Regions from separate parts of the Homo sapiens genome. Here region 1 is linked to region 2. The links are chromatin contacts, found by Hi-C in ENCODE. All regions are on one chromosome and are shown on one strand. The core of a region is the stretch at or near the end of the contact, and the rest is flanking DNA. Distances in the headings are between cores, read along the strand shown.

Region 1 (7,055 bases), core at 965-3,464, 2.0 Mb after region 2:
AGTCCAAAGATATTTCCCCTTTTCCATAAAATTCCAAGGGAAACCCACTTAGAAAATTTAGAGTGTAATTGAAGAATTCTACTGAGCATACATGACATAAAGTTAAACAATACTTGGGTAGAAAAATGTTTGGAGATCCCTGTCAGGACATAATTTTTCTGTTATTTAATGAAAAAGATGACTTGCTATGGTTTTTAAATCTGCTTAAATGTGTTTCATTTGATCACATTAATATTTGTACAGTTATTTTTCCATTACTCATGAAACACTAAAAACACTAAGCAATAATTGCACATGCTTTTTCCTTTTATGACCATACATTTTCCCGGACAGGTCTTATAAATTCACATATGTTATCAAAAACTTTTTTTTTTGGAGATGAAGTTTCACTCTTGTCACCCAGGCTGGAGTGCAATGGTGCGATCTCGGTGCACTGCAACCTCCACCTCCTGGGTTCAAGAGATTATCCTGCCTCAGCCTCCCGAGTAGCTGGGATTACAAGCACCCACCACCACGCATGGCTAATTTTTGTTTTTAGTAGAGACAGGGTTTCACCATGTTGGCCAGGCTGGTCTCGAACACCTGACCTCAGGTGATCCACCCGCCTCGGCCTCCCATAGTGCTAGGATTGCAGGCATGAGACACCGTGCCTAGCCCAAAACTTTTTATGATATATTAATAATATGTTTGACAAAGCAAATACTTTCAGTGTAATTATTCACATTGACTGAAAGAATCCTTTACTACAGCCCTCTATCTTATTGCTCACATAGATGATTCATTAAAAATCTAGATATATAGATGGCTAGACATGAATGTGGTATGGTTCTCAGAGCATAAGGTCTCCTAGATGGAGTAACGGAGGAGCATAACCTCTCCGTTACTCAAGGACTACTCTTATGCCTCCATCTCTAACTCATGGGAGGAATAGGAACATTGAACAGAGATTTGGTGCCTTCCTTTACTCACAGCTTGTACACAACTCACTGTGATGGTGATGTGTTTAGCCTGTGAACCTATGTAACAGAACTCGACAGGCAAAAAAATAGTTTCCTTCCACATTAAAAAGCAAACAGTGCAGCCATAGAAAAGAACGAGATCATGTCTTTTGCAGGAACATGGATGGAGCTGAATGCTATTATCCTCAGCAAACTAATACAGGAAAAGAAAACCAAATACTACGTGTTCTCACTTATAAGTGGAAGCTAAATGATGAGAGCTTATGAACACAAAGAAGGAAACAACAGACACTGGGGGTCTACTTGAGAGTGGAGGGAGGGAGGAGGGAGAGGAGCAGAAGAGGTAACTATCGGGTACTGGGCTTAACCCCTGGGTGATAAAATAATTTGTATAACAAACCCCCATGACATGAGTTTTCCTATGTAACAAACCTTCACATGTACCCCCAAACCTAAAATGCTAAAAAAAAACCAAAAAACACCCCAAAACAAAAAAATCTTTACCCCCAAAACCAAATAAAAACCCCCCTTGTTTTATCTAAATCATTATTAAATGCAGTCCTTCCTTAAAATTTTTACATTTTGTTATATTTACATAACGATAAAATCATTTCCCACTTGATATAAGAACAAAAATCTGTTAATTCATTATATTATTAGAATAAGCAAATTAATTACTGCTAACATCAAATTCATTTTAATTTCCATGACCGTCATATAGAGTTCTATACATAGAGAGTGGAACTCCACAATGAAAACGTGCTTAACTCTTTTTATTTCCTCCTCACAGCATGTTCTGCTTTAATGACATATTGAGGGAATAAAATACATGGAATTTTATTCTAGTATCAAGTGAGATTTTAAAATATATGTGAAAATATTTGATAAATGCTTTTTTTCCTAATGGGTGCACTTAGAAATTATAGTTTTAGGTATATTTATATTTTGGCCATATAGTCTCTTAAATAAGTAAAACAAAGCATACTGTAACAAACTATTTTGGTCAAAACTCTAAACAGTATATAGACTTCAAAATAACTTACTCAAAATTCATGAGATTTAGATTTCATGCTCAACTTATCAGGAGGAAACACATCCAAAATAGAAGTGGGTTGACTCTATAACTTCTACTCAATGGCTATATCTACATAACTGTGAATTAAAACAAACAAAAAACAAAAGCTAGAAAACTGAAATTGGTTCTTAGTCATTATGTCTAGTTATGACAAATCGAGACACTATGAGATGATTTTCTCCTCCGGAAACCAGGCATTCAAAGACTTCCAGTGACTCAGGATGGGAGTGTACAGAAGAGAAAAGAGGAACGAAGAAAGCACTGATGCAAGAAGACACAATTCATCAATTCATAACCACACCCTGATCTCCACTACCATAGCATTACAGCCATGATCTCTTTCAGCCTTCTCTCTGCCACTATTGCCCTCAGTGCTGATTTTAATAGATTTTACCTCTTTAGGATGGTAGTGATGAGGAGGGATACTGAACTACCGTGATTTGCCGTGAATTTTCCTAGGAAGGGCCCCAGGGGTCTGCCATGTAAGCGTAACAACTCTTATGTGAGTGTATCTCACTTTATACACAAACACTGTAATAATTTAATGTTATACATTTCTCAACCTGATATTATTTCCCTTTGATTATTTAGGTTGCACCTACCTCATGAGAAAGATTTGGAGAAGGTGTGAAAACTTTATCCCAAATCTTAGATGCTCTATAAATGTCTTCCATTTTATAAAGGCTATCTGAAAGAGAAGCAAGGACAATTCCGAAAAATTCTTCAATTTTAGGTTTGGTCAAACCAACAATAAATACAAAGAAATGGCTTCATCTGAGTAACTGATACTTCCAAGACTTGGCCATTGCAGTCTTTTGTAGATTATATAATTTACTAGTTAGATTAAAAATTATGGCAGGAGGAAATCTTAGAATGCTTTGGCTACCTATCTACGGATACAAAACCATGGTGTATAATTCCAACCTTATTAAAGCATTAGAACATTGGTTTTTAACTCTCTATTGGATTAGGACCAGGTATACTGGCACAGCTCAGTAAAACCTAAGATTGGAAATAATTTGAAATCTCAAAGTCATTGTCACCTTACCCATTTCACCTGGCTAATTACTTCCTCTCCTTTCATACAACCCAACAAATATGTATTCACATTAGTGGGGAAAAGAAGCTCTCCCTATATTTACACAATGGAGTGATTTTTGCCCTTCTAATTAACCAGCATGAGTCAAACGTTTAAAAGGTTCCAGAAGAAACTGTGCCTTCAATTAACATTCACAGTTTCTAAATTAATCACTGCTGACCTTAACATGCAGGAGTCTTAAAGACATGTTTCACATTTAAAAAATGGTAATTTTATTCAAAGAAATCTAACTACCTATGTTTCATAAGTGTTTGGTCATTGTTTTTCTCCTATCACTGCATAAGGAGTCCTAGAGTTTGGAGCATTGTTTCATCACATCTCTGGATAAAAGCCCTACAAATGATCTTGAGCATGATAATGATATTGTCTTCAATATAAAAATTAATAGTGACTCATTATACACTTTGAAAAATCCATACCATGCTCACTTCAGCAGCATATATACTAAAATTGGAATGATACAGAGAAGACTAGCATGATCCCTGTGCAAGGATGACACACAAATTCATGAAGCATTCCATATTTTTCAATAAATGTCCCCATCGGCAAGTTAGAAAGATCTCAAATTAACAACCTAACATCACAACTAAAAGAACTGGAGAAGCAAGAGCAAACCAACCCCAAATCTAGCAGAAGACAAGAAATAACCAAAATCAGAGCAGAACTGAAGGAGACCGAGACACAAAAAGCCATCCAAAAGATCAAGGAATCCAAGAGCTGTTTTTTTTTAAATATTAATATAATTGATAGACTAGACTGCTAGCTAGACTATTAAAGGGATAAAAGAGAGAAGACCCAAATAAACACAATTAGAAACGACAAAGAGAATGTTACCACTGACCACATAGTAATACAAACAACCATCAGAGACTACTCTCAACGCCTCCATGCACACAAACCACAAAATCTAGAATAAATGGATAAATTCCTGGACACATACACCCTTCCAAGACTGAACCAAGAAGAAACTGAAGCCCTGAACAGACCAATAGCAAGTTCCAAAATTGATTCAGTAATGAACAGCCTACCAACCGAAAAATGCCCAGGACCGGAAGGATTCACAGCCAAATTCTACCAGATATACGAAGAGATAGTACCATTCCTACTGAAACTATTGCAAAAAAATTGATAAGGAGGGACTCCTCCCCAAATCATTCTATGATTCCAGCATCATCCTGATACCAAAACCTGTCAGAGAGACAATAAAAAAGAGAAAACTTCAGGCCAACATCCTTGATGAACACAGAGGCAAAAATCCTCAACAAAATACTTGTAAACCGAATCCAGCAGCACATCAAAAAGCTAATCCACCACAATGATGTAGGCTTTATCCTGGGATGCAAGGCTGGTTCAACACACACAAATCAATAAATGTGATTCATCACATAAACCAAACTAAAGATAAAAACCACATGATTACCTCAATAGATGCAGAAAAGGCTTTCAGTAAAATTCAACATCCTTTCATGTTAAAAACTTTTAATAAACTAGTTATTGAAGGAATATACCTCAAAATAATAAGAGCCATCTAGGAGAAACCCACAGCCAACATCATACTAACCAGGCAAAAGCTGGAAGTATTCCCCTTGAAAACTAGCAAAAGACAAGGATGCCCTTTCTCACCATTCCTGTTCAACATAGTATTGCAAGTCCTGGCCAGAGCAATCAGGCAAGCGAAAGAAATAAAGATCATTGAAACAGGAAGAGAGGAAGTCAAACCATCCCTGTGTGCAGACAACATGATTCTGTATCTAAAAAGTTTTCACAGTCTTGGCCCAAAAGCTCCTTGAACTGATAAACAACTTCAGCGAAGTTTCAGGATACAAAATTGATGTGCAAAAATCACTAACATTCCTATACACCAACAACAGCCAACCCGAGAGACAAATCAGGAACACAATCCCATTCACAATTGCCACAAAAAGAATAAAATACTTAACAATTCAGCTAACCAGAGAGGTAAAATATCTCCACAATGAGAATTACAAAACACTGCTCAAAGAAATCAGAGATGACACATACAAATGGAAAAACATTCCGTGCTCATGGATAGGAAGAATCACTATCATTAAAACAGCCACATTGCCAAAGCAATTTACAGGTTCAACGCTGTTCCTATCAAACTACCAATGACATTCTTCACAGAACTAGAAAAACTATTTTAAAATTCACATGGACCCAAAAAAGAGCCCAAATAGCAAAGGCAATCTTAAGCAAAAACAAAAAAGGAGGGGGCATAATATGACTCTACTTCAAACTATATTACAGGGCTACAGTAACCGAAACAGCAGGGTACTGGCACTGAAACAGACACACAGACAAAGGGGACAGAATAGAGAGAGCCCAGAAATAAGGCTGCACACTTACAGCTACCTGGTCTTCCACAAAACTGACAAAAACAAGCAATGGGGAAAGAATCACTATTAAACAAATGGTGCTGGCATAACTGGCTAGCGATACGCAGAAGACTGAAACTGGAACCCTTCCTTACACCATATACAAAAATCAACTCAAGATGGATTTAAGACTTAAATGTAAAACTCAAAACTATAAAAACCCTGGACGATAACCTAGGAAATATCATTCTGGATATAGGAACTGGCAAAGATTTCATGACAAAGATGACAAAAGCAATCGCAACAAAAGCAAAACTTGGCAAATGGGATTCAATTAAACTAACTTCTGCACAGCAAAAGAAACTATCAACAGAGTAAATAGACAACATATACAGAATGGGAGAAAATTTTTGCAAACTATGCCTCTGGCCAAGGTCTAATATCCAGCATCTATAAGGAACTTAAATTTACAAGCCAAAACAAACAACCCCATTAAAAAGTGGGCAAAGGACATGAACAGATACTCTTCAAAAGAAGACATACATGTGGCCAACAAACACATGAAAAAAAGCGCAACACCCTTGTAGCATAGTTTGAAGTCAGGTAGTGTGATGCCTCCAGCTTTGTTCTTTTTGCTTAGGATTGTCTTGGCTACACAGGCTCTTTTTTGGTTCCACATGAAATTTAAAGTAGTTTTTTCTAATTCTGTAAAGAAAGTCAATGGTAGCTTGATGGTGATAGCATTGAATCTATAAATTAATTCGGGCAGTATGGCCATTTTCACGATATTGATTGTTCCTATCCATGAGCATGGAATATTTTTCCATTGTTTTTGTCCTCTCTTATTTCGTTGAGCAGTGGTTTGTAGCTCTCCTTGAAGAGGTCCTTCACATCCCTTTTACGTTGTATTCCTAGGTATTTTATTCTCTTTGTAGCAAAGGGCTAATATCCAGAATCTACAAGGAACTTAAACAAATTTACAAGAAAAAAAAAACAACCCCATCAAAAAGTTGGCAAAGGATGTGAACAGACACTTCTCAAAAGAAGACATTTTTGTGGCCAATAAACATATGAAAAAAAGCTCATCATCACTGATCATTAGAGAAATGCAAATTAAAACCACAATGAGATACCATCTCATGCCAGTTGGAATGGTGATCATTAAAAAGTCAGGAAACAACAGATGCTGGAGAGGATGTGGAGAAATAGGAACACTTTTACACTGTTGGTGGTATTGTAAATTAGTTCAACCATTGTGGAAGACAGTGTGGCGATTCCTCAAGGATCTAGAACCAGAAATACCATTTGACCCAGCAATCCCATTACTGGGTATATACCCAAAGGATTATAAATCATGCTACTATAAAGACACATGCACACGCATGTTTATTACAGCACTATTCACAATAGCAAAGACTTGGAACCAAGCCGAATGCCCATCAATAATAGAGTGGATAAAGAAAATGTGGCACATATACACCATGGAACACTATGCAGCCATAGAAAAGGATGAGTTCATGTCCTTTGCAGGGACACGGATGAAGCTGGAAACCATCATTCTCAGTGAACTAACACAAGAACAGAAA
Region 2 (6,944 bases), core at 2,810-5,309:
ATCAAATATTACCAAGATTATCAAATATTATCAAGATTATAGAAACGTTGATAGTTAAAGCAGAGTGATGGGTATAGGAGGGTTCATTACACTATTTTCTCAATTGTGTGCAAGATGGAAAATTTCTATAATAAAATGTTAGAACAACCAATCTCTTATTTTTTTTTCTTAGATGAGATTTAGTTTGCAATTTTTCATGAGAGAGATAGGTACACAAGATCTGAATTTACCGCAAATAAAAATTTTAAGGGTGTGTTTAAAGTGTGGCAATGTATATATCTTTCTACATGCTATTCTTTCTTGCAGAGAAAAATTGATGAGGAAAGTGCATAAGTAAACTGGATGTAACTTTTTTCTCTTTAGATATTCAGGTGGTCACTCAATTAACTCAATCAATCTGCCTGTGGGCACCTGCTGAGGGAGGGTGGAGACAGTCTGGGGCGAGGAAGAGAGGGGCCATGAAAGGTTAAATGTGCTAGGCCTAGAGTTTCTGTCGTCTGCATCTTTTGCGCTATTCAGAGTCAGTCTGCACCCTCAATGAGTGAACTGTTATTGCTTAGAGCTTTCTTTTTGTATTTTTTTTTTTAGTTTTTGGTAATAAATCCTAATAATGGAGCAAATTATGCATGAAATTGTCCATTATTTATAATTACTTCAGGAGATTTAGTTGCTCCTGGGGCAGTTTAGGAAGCAAACATTACAATTCCTTCTGCAATAAATTTTGCCTAACCAAAGGAAGTATGGTACTGGATTGGTTCTGCTTCAGTAGCATTTTTGCTTCTCAAACACCATAGATAAGAGAATTTTGTAGATATTCGAGAAGAATGAAAGAATACAAATTGAAAGACATACATATCTTGCCACCAAAATAGTCTTCCTTTTATTTGAAGCAAGTAGCTTACAAAAATAAGGAAAATCTGTGTGCAAAGAATTCAACTGCGTGCTCAAAAATAAAATCAAAATAAAAGTCAAAGTGTAATGCCTGTTGGATTAATAAAGTTTCTTTGTTTTCTTATAATAATACAAGTTGGCAGAGCTCCACCTACATTAAAGTATTTCCTGGCATAACATTCTTCATTTTGGTTCCCCTTCCCCCACCCCACTTTGGTAAGCTTGTCTTACTGACATTTCTGTTAATTGATGGCTGCTAGACATAACCACAAGGCAGACAGATTAGGAAAGAAAAGTTGAAGATTGTTTATAAAACGGGAAAATCCTGCCTTTTAAGTTGTAGTATTAGCCCAGGAATCTCAATTCACCAAGATAAAAATTGAAGGTACTGCAGTTATGATACAAGTCGTAGTAAATGGTGACAATAGGATCAATATTGGGGAAAACAATTAAGTTGATTCAAGGGTATTGTAAAGCATTCTTACTCTCCTAGAATGAATCTAAAAGAAAGCCTATCTTTAAGTTATTCCTGTACTAAATATCATTTTCAAATGTTGACTAGAAAGTGAGACTTGGTAATATGGACTTTTGCATTTGGTGAAGTTAGTAGCATAAAAGTTAAGAGCAGAGACTTTGGAGTTAGCTTGCTTGGATTAAAAATGTGACTTCCATGACTCAATAACTATATTATTGTTGGTGAGTTACTAGAGCTCTCTGAAATGCTGACTAAACTTCTTCATCTGAAAAACAGGGATGATAATAGGGTTTCTGGGAGAATTCAACAAAATAAATAACTTAGACCATCATTTGACACATGATGTGTTAAAAATATAAACTATGAGGTGATGATGACATGACTTCTGATCCTCATGAAGGTACACAATACAAAAAGAGTTCGAACAAATTGTTTTAAAGAAATGCCTACTTAGTTGTTTGTTGTTCAGAGGTTAAAACTATTGTTTTGTTTGTGGAACAAGTTGAGAAATAGGTTAAGTAGCCAACAAACCAACAGAACAAAAGAGACCAATCAGAACTGTCAATATGTTAAAACTAACAACAGTTCTGAAGGCTGATCTCATGAGAAGATCTGTTTCTCTCTCTAAAAGAAAATGGTCGATAGCACTGATTTTGAAGTTTTTTGGCATCAAGACTTGTGGAATCTCATCTGTTCAGTTAGTCATTAATTGGGACCAGCAGCTAATTTGAAATTGAGGTTTAATACCAAACATGATGGACATTCAGGCTGAATCTGAATCAGGAATGAAGTCATCAATCACAGTGACTTTGAATGTCCTGCTGTCATTATTAAACTCGAAAGAGGATTAACATTGAGTCAAATTACACTAAGATATAAATGTCAACACCAAATGCATCCTGATTCACATTAATTTTCCAGCTCTACATTCACTCTGCCTTTCCACATTGGGACCAAGCCATGATTCATAGGCAGCCCACTGATGAGTCATCTTCTGCTTATGTTTGGATGGGTCAGAATGCCCTGAGTGGGTTGATGAGGAGGAGGCAGAGAGGCCAAGGCTGTGACATAGCACAAGCCCAGGGGCTAGGATCTAAGTCCCAGGACCCAGGAGAGGGACCTGCCACACAATGTCTCTGGTTCTCAGAGGACTGAACTTCCAATGGACTCAACTCTCCCTGAATGAGGCTTCCATGATGACTACAGAATGTATCAGAGTCCTTGGGCAGAGAAAAATACAACTTCAGACCTAGAGGAATAGTCTTCTCCTCCCTAGATGGTCCTGGTTCTTGATATTGCAGACAGAGAATTACAGAACAAAGAGCACCCAAGACACCATAGCTGAAAGTCCCAACTAGGTGATAAACCCCACCTGGTGCTAAAAACCATCCAAACAAGCACTCAAACTAATATACAGGTCCTCTGATAATGATTCCAGTTGTTGCCTCAGATCCCAGCTTGAAATTCCACCTTTCATCTTCCTTTCCCCTTGATCTCCTCATTATCATACTCTAGTCCATCCTACCTCTGCCCAGTGGCCCTGTTCTCTACAGTGATCTCCCTTTCTGCCTATTTTAATGGTGAACACCCCCAAGTTCTACTGCTAGCTCATCATCTGACTCTATACCAGGCCAACCTCTCTCTAACATCTATTCATATTGAGAGGCTCTTGGCTGATGAGAATTTGCCATTCCTCCTTGGGTCATACACCTAGGTTAAACCAGTCACCTTCATAGAAAATTGAGACAAGAGGAACATCCTGAACCTCTACTGAATCAGGCAAGAGAGAGTGCTTGCTATACTGGATTCAGGATTCAAATAAAGATCAAGATATTACAATACCTGGCTTTAAGAAACTGAACTCTGAAAAGAGAAAGTTTTTACAGCCTCTAGTTTGAATGGTCTTTGCAGTCATGGTTCAAGTTTTTCAGTTTCTAAAGGCCATGTACAAATGTCTGGGACTTTCGGGACTTCTTCATATTCCATCCCCTGTACCAGCACCCAGTAGAGCATCCAGCCCACAACAGGTAGTTGGTAAATTATTTTTTTGATGCAACATAAATAATCTATCCTTGAGAAAATAGTTGTATAATATCTTTTCCGTTATAGAAACTAGACCAGCCATGAATTATATGTATTTACAGATCACTGGCCCAGAAAAGCTCAGGTCAATAACTTGTTGCAGTATTATGAGAGTTAACTACTGCTGCATCACAAACCACCTCAAATGTTGGTGGTTTAAAACAGCAATGACTTATTATTGCTCACAAGTCTATGGTTGGCTGGGATGGGCTGATCTAGGCTGGGCTCTGCTGGGGAGGCTCAGCTTCATGGGTTGCACCCCAGGCATGTTCCTAGAAGATGGCAGAGCCACAGGATGGCAAGAAGAAGCAGGCAAACTTCACACTGGCACCCTGACACTTTTGACCACATTCGTTTGACCAAAGGAAGTGACACAACTTAGCTCAAAGACAAGGAGTGGCAAAATACACTCTGCCTTTATGGAGGAAACTCCAAAGTCACATAACAAAGGGTGTAATACAGGGAGGGGTGAAAAATTCAAGCTGATCATGCACTTTATCACAAATACAATTTCTGAGAATGTGGGCAATTTGATTATAGAGGAGGGCTTTGTTGATGTTAAAATAATGAGCTCTGGATGACATTGGTTGCAAGGTACTCACTTCCTCCAAATGCTTACTCATTTGGTTCTTACTACTTCTAGGAGGGTCACAGTGGTTGAAACTAAAATTAGCTGTGTTCAAGTAAATGTGACTCATAAGAGAGCAATGAGGAAGCTGGTTTCATATGGCATTCCCTCCCTTCCCACCCTCACACACTAGGTAATACAAAAGAAAGTAGCTTACTTGTCCAGAGATGGGTTTATCTTGAAATCCCTAACTTCATGCAAGTTCCAACCAGTAAATTAACTGCAGTGGCTTTTCTATAGATAATTTGTTTAATCAGAAACCCAGGATAATAAAAATCTTTGAAGTATTTTTAATGATCTTTTCCTAGTTGAACTAAGTCAGTGTCCCTCATGGTCACCCAAATTAACAATACAAGTTTATGTTTCTTGGTATTGAATCTACAATTCTGATATACAAGAATCTTTACTGAAGCACGCAACAAAATGCAGAGAAAGCTCTCTCCACAGAGTTTTTGTGGTTGGTATTTTCAATTTCATAAGAAGATAAAATGTGAAGCAAACTCTAATTAAAGTATCTTCAGAAACATATTGTTTTGGCTTTGGCAATTATATAGCTACCTTGCTTCTGATGGCAATTAGAATTTTATATATACCAAAAAAAAAAAAAAACAATTTTCTCCCAGTGCTCTAATTTGAAAGCTCTGTGCTCCATGTGAAACAAGCAAAAGGTGGTCTATGTTGATTAATTAGGGGTTAGGATATTCAGAAATACTACAAAGAAAATTATCAGGGTGACTTTTCTGTAAGAAGCAAGTTTATAAACCTCTTGCCTAATTTGTACACACAACAGAAAAAGCACTTTAGCTCCACTGTACCCGTGTTCTTCCCTTGAGAAGGATGCTTCTGCAATAGCACGCAAATTTCAGGTAATAGTAAAAGATCATCAGAATCATCCTTTAGCAGAAAAACAAGCCAAAATACCCACCCACTCAGTTTCTCCCAGAGCGCTTTACTTCAGGAAGATAAACATGACTGCAATAAGAAATTGATGCAATAAAGAACGTACTTATGTTACATTTACAGCCATATCCAGGGAGACAGCTAATGGCACTCTAAAAATGGTCATTTTGTCAGAGCTTTAGTGTCGATTATTGATTACACACAGGAAACAGTGGCTTCAAATACCCAGTGACAGCACAAACAGCACCTGGTTAGGTCCTGTGCACGAACATGGTACACAGATGACATTTGGTACACAGATATACTTGGTTTATTTGATTAAAACTCCTGGTATCAGCAGGGAGAATTGTAACTAATCAGCTCTTTATTTTTTTAGTTCAATATCTAAAAATCGATTTCCATGAGTGTATCCATAAGGGATGAAGAAAACACTGATCAAAATTCACAAGAGGTCTTATACAGCCTGGTGGAGATACAGAAAGAATGCTGGGCTGAGTCAGAGCACAGCTGGTAACAATAGCTAGCATTTAATTAATACATCTCATGGTGCCTGGTACTGTGCCAGGTGTTCTGTGAGCATTAATCTATTTCATCCTTTGAACAGCCCTATAATGTGGATGCTGTTGTCATCCCCATCTTGCAGATGGGGCTGAGAGAGATGTTTAGAAATTGGTTCAGTCTCACAGCTAGCAGATGGCAATACCAGCATCCACCTTCAGACCCAACCCTTCTCCATTGCACCGCAGGGTCAAAATGTGCTGGACTCGAGTTTCCCTGTTTTGCTAACTTGAAGTGCATCCTCGAACAAATCCCTTTCCTTCTGTGGGCCTCTGTATTTTCATACAAAATTGAAGTAGTTGGACTAAATCAGTGGTTTGCAACCTTGGCTGAAAACTAAGATCACTTGGAGTGCTTTTATAAGGCAATTTGCTGAGTATTTACTCTATGCCAAGCATCTCATTCGATTCTCTCAATAGTACTGAGATCTCTTTGAGGAAATGAAGAACACCTGATCTCATGGAGGAAAAATTGAGGTTCGAGAAGTTTGGTAACTTGCCTAGCTTATATAGTTCATAGTCTTCAATTCAGACACACAGGCCAGTTACACAGTTCAGGTCTCCGGCATTTCTGAGAGCCATTCCTGGGCTTTGGGTCCTGGGATGAATTATTCTCATCCTTTAGTGACTTGAGACTGCTCTCCCTGTCTCCAGGCTCATCCCTTTCTAATCTGTCGTTCCCATTGTTTCCTCAACGCTTCTCCTAAACTTGCATCTTACTCCCACCCTGAAATCTGACATTGTGTCTTCAGGGCTTTCTGGATGTTTTGACCTCCTTGATGCAGTGCACGAGACACTTCATGATCTGGTTAGTTCTCCAGTCTCATTTTCTGCCAGTGCCTCCCCCACCACTCCTCCCCCGGCTGCACTTTGTTCAGGCAAAGTGTGTCATATAGTTTCTTACATCTGTGTCTTCACATATGTGGCCGTTTCTTCCCAGAATGCCCCCCCGCAACACCCCATTTAATTCTTGCTCCTCCTAAGCTCAGCTGAAACACCTACTCTTTCTTCAAACTGCTCTAGCCACGATGGGGACTCTCAGGCCCTCTTTGTTTCCCCAGTACCCAGGGCCCTTCTTTAAGATAGTCGGTTTGAAGCGCCACTTTCTTCTGAAGCATTTTCTAACCCTCTGATTTATAACTGACGGTTTTCTCTGAAGTGAACTGGAGAAGAGGGGATGGACTGGAGAGGGAGCAGGATGGGGCGATTTTCTCAGGGTTCACTCCACCTCTGCGTCCCTCCCTCTGGTCCGAGTTCTATTATCTCACCCCTAGAGTATTACAATAATTGCATCCTGACTGCTCCCTTCCCTTCTACCCAACAGACTCTTCCCGACACGCAGGGCACAGTGATCCTTTTATATATAAGGCAGATCATGTGACTCCTCTCCTCAAAACCCTGTGATTCACGT

What was found. Hi-C counts contacts between places; a loop is a spot of excess contacts on that map. Pooled maps may share reads with other maps.
Region 1: a pooled map shows a loop between it and region 2 (25-fold over the local background). The contact joins two enhancer-like sites. A Hi-C loop is called at or near these places in 2 of 37 single-sample maps with no recorded cell type and 4 of 50 pooled maps.

Annotation. Positions count from the first base shown.
Region 1 is chrX:22,524,282-22,531,336 of GRCh38, forward strand. The region is part of intron 4 of PTCHD1-AS (PTCHD1 and PHEX antisense RNA); the gene reads right to left. It also overlaps the pseudogene RNU6-266P. Among named protein-coding and RNA genes, the nearest start is that of CBLL2, 250 kb to the left of the region's middle. RefSeq lists enhancers at 1,918-3,117, 2,046-2,175. Within about 2 kb of position 2,215, at least 3 of the 41 ENCODE cell types and tissues checked have a DNase peak (open chromatin) inside an H3K27ac peak, as active enhancers do.
Region 2 is chrX:20,512,257-20,519,200 of GRCh38, forward strand. No RefSeq gene overlaps it. Among named protein-coding and RNA genes, the nearest start is that of RPS6KA3, 250 kb to the left of the region's middle. RefSeq lists an enhancer at 1,680-2,879 and a silencer at 4,097-4,246. Within about 2 kb of position 4,060, at least 6 of the 41 ENCODE cell types and tissues checked have a DNase peak (open chromatin) inside an H3K27ac peak, as active enhancers do.